Linked DNA regions of Mus musculus: region 1 is linked to region 2. The links are chromatin contacts, found by Hi-C or POLR2A ChIA-PET in ENCODE. All regions are on one chromosome and are shown on one strand. The core of a region is the stretch at or near the end of the contact, and the rest is flanking DNA. Distances in the headings are between cores, read along the strand shown. Region 1 overlaps Shb (src homology 2 domain-containing transforming protein B). Region 2 overlaps Shb (src homology 2 domain-containing transforming protein B).

Region 1 (3,146 bases), core at 237-2,736, 48 kb before region 2:
ACTCAGCAAGCAAGCCCACCCAAACTAGTCCAAAGACTCAGAGGCTCAGCTGTGATTAGGCATTTTGAACTGTCTGTTGGTCTCACTGCTTTTGAGGGTGGCTGACAGAAGTGGTGCAGAGAGATTTGTCACTGAGCCACTCTGTTTGGCGCTCCAAAATGGCTGATGTGTCTACAAGAAGACCCGTGGGTATTCCTGCTTCATTTCAGTAAATGGGCAAGCAGGCCACCCATCAGGATGTTGGGGGCTCATTCAGCTCTTTGGAGGATGCTGCTTTGAGTCATGGCTTGACCCTCACAGGCCCGCCCACTCCCCCTCCTAACTCCCAAGGGGCTGGCACCTTTTGTCTCCACTACAAATATGGTGACTTGTAACCCAACTGGGTTCAACTCTTAGCTCCAAGAAAAGTGAGTTGACTCTACCTTGCTGTTGTTCCCTTTTCTTGGTAGCTCTGCCTAGAAAATGTAGCCTCTTCCCCCTCTTGTCAAAAACACGGAATACCAAAAACAAGTGTGCTCACTGGGTACCTGCCGCTTCATAAGAATACCTTCTCAGCAAGCCGGGCCGAGGATGCCCGAGGTGACTGTGTAAGGACTAGATGACATCTGTTCAGAGCAGCTCACCTTGTCTTGTGCCTGGGACTTGACCTGGCTTGGCAGCAGGGAATGAAGGAAGAGTAGACATGTGTAGAAAAGCTGCGGTCAGCTGGCCATACTGGCTCTGGGCGAGTAGCACCAACCCTAGGACAACCAGGAACCTCAGTGTTTCCATCTTGTATAGCACTAGGGAGGGCTTCACTCCTCTCTGTTGGAGGTCCTTATAGGGGAGCAGCCTAGGGGGAGAAAGCTGAGGTTATTAATATTTGTCCAACCCACCAATATTAGTGCTTGAACCAGTGGAGAGCTTTGTCACTCTGCTTCACCCTGCCTGTACAGGGACGGCTTGGCCGTATCCACGGGTCTGAGGCATTGGGTGTGGCTGTGTATCTCAAACATACATATCCACTCAGGACTCAGTCCTCCGAACTCAGCTCACTCAGGGAGGGAGGCAAGTTCCCGGTTCCCTTCTGGCTTTTATTCCCTCCTCTGTTCAGAGGACATTTTTTGTGGAAAGGTTTGGGGATCAGGAGAGGAGGTCCAGTGGCCTCTTTCACGGGATACTGTGAGTGGCATCATATCATTCACAGCCTCTAAGGTTGAGGCCCGTGTCAGTGTACTGCTGTGGGCGGGGCCGTGGGGTTCCTAGGCAGGATGAGCCTAGTGTAGAGATGGAGGGAGGTGAGAGCTAGAAGCCAGCAGCCTGTTAGCACAGGCCACAGGAGGAAGCCCTGCTTCCCCAGGTGTGGCCCCGGCAGGTGGCAGGTGTGTGAAGTAAGTCACAAGGGCTGCTGCTGTCTGAGGAAGAGAGACTTCCAGTACTGGCTGACGAGGGAGTGTTAGGGCCGCCCTTGCCTAGGGTTGGCACATCTGAGCCAAATTGGCAGAGCGTCCTCCTCCTCTTCCTGTCAAGCCTTCCTTTGGAGATTTCCTGTTACTGGGAAAAAGTGGGTGGCATGGGAGAGCCAGCACTGGGGGTGACGCATCTGCTCAGAGGTTAGGTTGGTGAACTAAGATGATATCGGAAACCCAGCTCCAAGAGCCCGGCCCTCGGGAGGTGCTCCCTCAGCAATACCCCTATGGCTGCTTCCCACGCTCTTTGTGCCTTCAAGGTCTGGTCTGAGGTTCCAGTGTCCTCGCACTAGTGGTTTAGGGAACCCCGTGAGCCAAGCCTGGTCTCAGCAGAGAGGAGCAGGTGTTGGATAGTTGTCTTATCAACAAGACCTCATCCCTTCCTTAGCTCCCAGTTTACCTAGCAAGACCACTGTAAAAGACTGCACTTTTCTTTTTTTTTTTTAGATTGATAAGCCTGGTGTTCAGCTCAGCATACCTCTTTAAGGATGAGATGTGTCCTGTGGCTGGTGAATTATGGCCTGTTTGGAAGGAGATTTTACGATGTGCATTAATAAATACGAGCTGTTCTGGGCCTGACTCACGGAGCTCTTCTCTGAAAATTGTGATGGTGCTTTCTAGAGACAATTCAGGGGGAGTCCAGGAGAAGCCCTGGGGAGAGGACTGGCCCAGGCCAGGACCTTAGTTAGACACACACCATTACTGTGGAATCCACACAGTCATTGCCTTGCTGTGCTGCGTCCCAAAGGCTTGGTGGTGTCCGCGGAACCACAGACATGAAAAGCTGGGCGGGCGGCCTGAACTTTGATTTGTGCTTCGACTTTGTTCTTTTTTAAAATGACATCTGTCCCCCGCTGATGGGGAAACGGGCACTGGATGTGTAATTTAGCAAATGCTGCCGAGCTGGGGAGAAGAGGCCATTAGGAATGTGAGCCTGGGTGGTGGTAGCACACACATTTAACCCCAGCACTTGGGAGGCAAGTGGATCTCTGTAAGTTTGAGGCCAACCTGGTCTACACAGTTAGTTCCAGGACAGCGAGGGATACCAAAGAGAAAGAGAAACAAACAACAAAAAGCCCCAAGAGCTCCAAGGGAACTTCTGGGTGTGGAAGCCAATCAGAATCAGCTGCATGGATTGCGGGACCGCCCCCTCCCAAAGTAATGTAAATCACGTCATTAAAGAATTACTGAGAGCTGGGAGTGTAGCTGAGAGAAGTAGCCCATGCTTAACACTTGGGAGGCCCTGGGTTCAATCCTTTATGCTAAAGGGAAAGAACTTTCAAATCAGTGACAGAAAGACATTAATTCAAGCCCTGGCCTATGTGACTGCACAAGCCACATGTCATGACGTTGTCCCTGGGGACCATAAACGTCAAAATCCCTGATAAATAAAACCCTATAGTACTTAACCCAAGAAACGAAGTACACTGAGCCAGGCCTTTTAGATGCCCACGATCCCAAGAGAGCATTTTCTCTGCTCCCTGCAGACCTCTTCCATGCAGCTTGAAGTCTGAAAGAAACCAAAGCCCGAAAGCCGCAGAGGTGAGGCCTCTGGTAGCCCTGGGGGAGGAGGAGATGGCAGGGCTCTCCATGTTTATGTGGCCTTCGGTGCCTGCCCTTCTGTCTCTACCTCCCTGGGGACGACTGTCACTCGAGGCCCACCAGGTCCCCTGTGATTTTTGTCCAGGCACCTATTTT
Region 2 (2,962 bases), core at 169-2,668:
CCGAGGCAGCTCAGTTGGCTGAGTTATTTAAAAGAACCCCAGTATGGTAAGAGGGGAAGAAGGAATGGACAGGAAGCCAGCTTTTATTGAGCAGTGGTTACGAACCTGGTTTGAATTAACCCTGTCAAGCCCTGCCGTGTGGGTGTTGTTTCACTGTGGTAACATAAATGAACGTACTGAAACTCAGACAGTCAGCAGCTCACCTGCAGTCCCATAGCAGTGAACTTGGGCCCATCTGAATGAACAGTATCTTCACCACCCACCACCGTTGCATTGGCCTCATTTGAACCTGGTACAGGGTAGCTTGGGAGATCCCTGAGGTGGAAGCAATTGCTCCATTTGCTCTTTGGCCTTAGCATTGGTCTGGTCATTGCCCCCACAGCTGCAGATACCTTGAAGTTAGTACCCTGGTGCTGTGTGCTCTGGGCATGGCTCACACTTCCTGCTCCTTGTGCCTCCTTGGGGACCCAGAGTCTGCAGAGGGTCCCACAGGGAGTCTCAAACCTGGCCACAGCGCTCTCCACACTCCAGCCCTGTGCTGCCTCACAACAGGCTCTCTAGAGTTCCAGAATGCCTCCTGTCTCCTTCATGGCCTCCCAGAATGCCTTGGGCCTGTGAGGAAATTAACAATTGTGTTTGTAGGGGAAGCTCTTTGCTGTGTAATGAGTAACAGCCGTAATTAATGTTTAACATGCAGGTCTACCAAAGGAAGTGTGGGGGCAGGGTTAGAGCTGTAGGGACCTCTCTCTCCTTTGGCTAGATATTATTGAGGGACAGGTTTCTCTGGTTGGTTTTTCTGTCTGACATATTAATGAGTTCATTTATTAGTCTTAAGAAACCGAAAGCACCAGCTCCATTACGTGCTGTTAGAAGGGTCTCTGCAAACGTCTTCTTTTCCTGTGTGGAATTCAGTGAGTGGCTTTGCCCTTCGGCTCGGCAGGTCAGAGATCTCCATGGGGATGGAGACTGTAAGCCGCATGAGGTCAAAGCTCCGCCTGCCCTGTGCACAGATGGGGCCTTACCCAGCTTCAAGCCTGGTGCCCAGTGAGTGCTGGGAAGTTTGTAGTTACTGAGTCAGGCCTGGCCACACAAGTCCCACCCACGCTCTCTTCCAGGCTAGGCTCTGCCAGTGGCCGTGTGGCAGCAGGTACTTGGTGCTCACATCTGTCCTCTTGTGTGTTGGACATCTGTCTCCTGGCCACATGAGGCCAAAGGAGTCCTCAGTGGGAGGTTACTTTCGTGTGGCCAGTGGCCAGACCTCCTCCCTTCCTGCCTATGTCTGAATTCCCTCTAAGAAACTGAAAGTGTGTCCTTCCTGTCTGTGGAGGAAGCCACTGCCCTGAGCCTTGTGAGAGCTGTGTTTGTGGCCAGCACTGGCTTGTCTCTCCCTTCCTCATTGTCTGCAGTGGGCAGTGCATGGACACACACAGTGGGCGGGCGCTTCCTCCAGTGCAGAGCCTGCTCTTAGGACCAGCAGATGGAGGAGTAATCACTTTCTCCAGGCTCTGGGAGGCTCGTGGGTGTCTGCAGGTGAAAAGGTTACAGATCACAGAGGGCCTCAGCCTTGAGCGATTCCCAGTAACAGGTGACAGGTGAGCCCCTGGAAGGAATCAGGTGCTGGGGCCATGGGTCTGGATTCAAAGCTGCCGTTTGCTGACAGTGACATATTGTCTGTGTCTTCTCACCTGCAGGTTGAGGGTGGCACTAGGCACTAAATGGTAGGTGGTGGCTGTTGTTACTGCTGTGGGCTCTGATATCTGTTGCCCTGTAAGGAGATGTGTGCCGACCTTGACTACGCCTGAGGAGACCCTGGTTCTAGCGCCATAGTTCTCAGCTAGGGAATAAGCTGTGGTGGAAAAGATGGCCACTCTCAGGTGTGGAACCCTCGGTGCTCCATAGGTCTTCTGCGGTCAGCACTCAGCTCTGCTGTCCGTGTTTTCTCTGGGGACACAGTCACAGATGAAAGGACAGAGGTGAGCACTGCCATCCTGTATTCACCGTCCCAGGCTAGGCAGAGCCATGTAATTGGTGTTCTGGAACCATTGAGGCTCAAGGCCTGCCTCTGAGCCTTTCAGAGTCACCAGCCCCCACTCTTCTTGTCTTCACACATCCTGTGAGGCAGCAGAAGTACCCCAGAGGCCTCTTCTTGATCCTGCAATTGCAAACCTGTGTGAGGCTATTTCCTAAGAGTCTTGCAAAAGAAGGGCTGAGGGGCGCACTGGAGAGTAGAGGGTCCTTTGCTCTGTGGGGCTCCGTCTTGGCATCTGTGGGGTGTGGGTTCTCAGAGTCAGTGGCTTAGTGTATATGCAGGTTTGGAACACTGCAGCTGAGGGTGTGCCACCGCAGAAGGGAAGTTTTAGTCACGCACACGTGCTAACTACCTTGGGGTAGGTAGTCCACCCCACCTCCAAAACCAGTGTACAGTCTCCCCTCCTCAACATGCTGACACCCACCTGGCTCTCGGTGGCATCTGGCATTGTATGCAGAGCCCTGCATGAAAGGTGCCTGCACAGGTTGGCATCCGGCATTGTATTCAGAGCCCTGCATGAAAGGTGCCTGCACAGGTTGGCTCACCTTCTGTCTCTCTCAGAGTAGTAGGACATCAGTGAACAAGCCACAGACAGACCCATAACTGTCGCAGCCCCTCCTGTGCATCCCATACTGTTTCCTGAGAAGGCTGGTCCTAACTCCTGGTTTATCACTGAGGGGCTGAAGGGATCTGTGGCAGCTTAGAGTCCCCTGTCCCTGCACACTGCCTCCTCCTCACCTCATTGCCTCTGCTAGTGGCTGCTCGATCCTGTGCCGGACAACAAATAAGCAGAGGCTGCAGGCTGGCCAGAAAGAAGAAGCAGGATTGCCAGGGCAGTGCCCACTCCGCCTGGGAAACCTAGGTTTGAGGAGGCTCAAGGCTACTCATGGCAGCCTGCAACATTAGCTGAGCCAAGTTCTACAGCCATACAGA

The links. Hi-C counts contacts between places; a loop is a spot of excess contacts on that map. ChIA-PET counts read pairs that join two places held with the same protein, here RNA polymerase II (POLR2A).
Region 1: POLR2A ChIA-PET joins it to region 2 with 10 read pairs in Patski. The contact joins two enhancer-like sites. A Hi-C loop is called at or near these places in 1 of 37 maps with a recorded cell type or tissue (Patski). POLR2A ChIA-PET finds 5 or more read pairs at or near these places in 3 of 5 experiments (Patski and embryonic stem cell).

What each region holds. Positions count from the first base shown.
Region 1 is chr4:45,498,836-45,501,981 of GRCm38, reverse strand. The region is part of intron 1 of Shb (src homology 2 domain-containing transforming protein B); the gene reads left to right. Among named protein-coding and RNA genes, the nearest start is that of Shb, 30 kb to the left of the region's middle. Within about 2 kb of position 1,486, at least 1 of the 3 ENCODE cell types and tissues checked has a DNase peak (open chromatin) inside an H3K27ac peak, as active enhancers do.
Region 2 is chr4:45,451,092-45,454,053 of GRCm38, reverse strand. The region is part of intron 3 of Shb (src homology 2 domain-containing transforming protein B); the gene reads left to right. Among named protein-coding and RNA genes, the nearest start is that of Gm46852, 43 kb to the right of the region's middle. Within about 2 kb of position 1,418, at least 1 of the 3 ENCODE cell types and tissues checked has a DNase peak (open chromatin) inside an H3K27ac peak, as active enhancers do.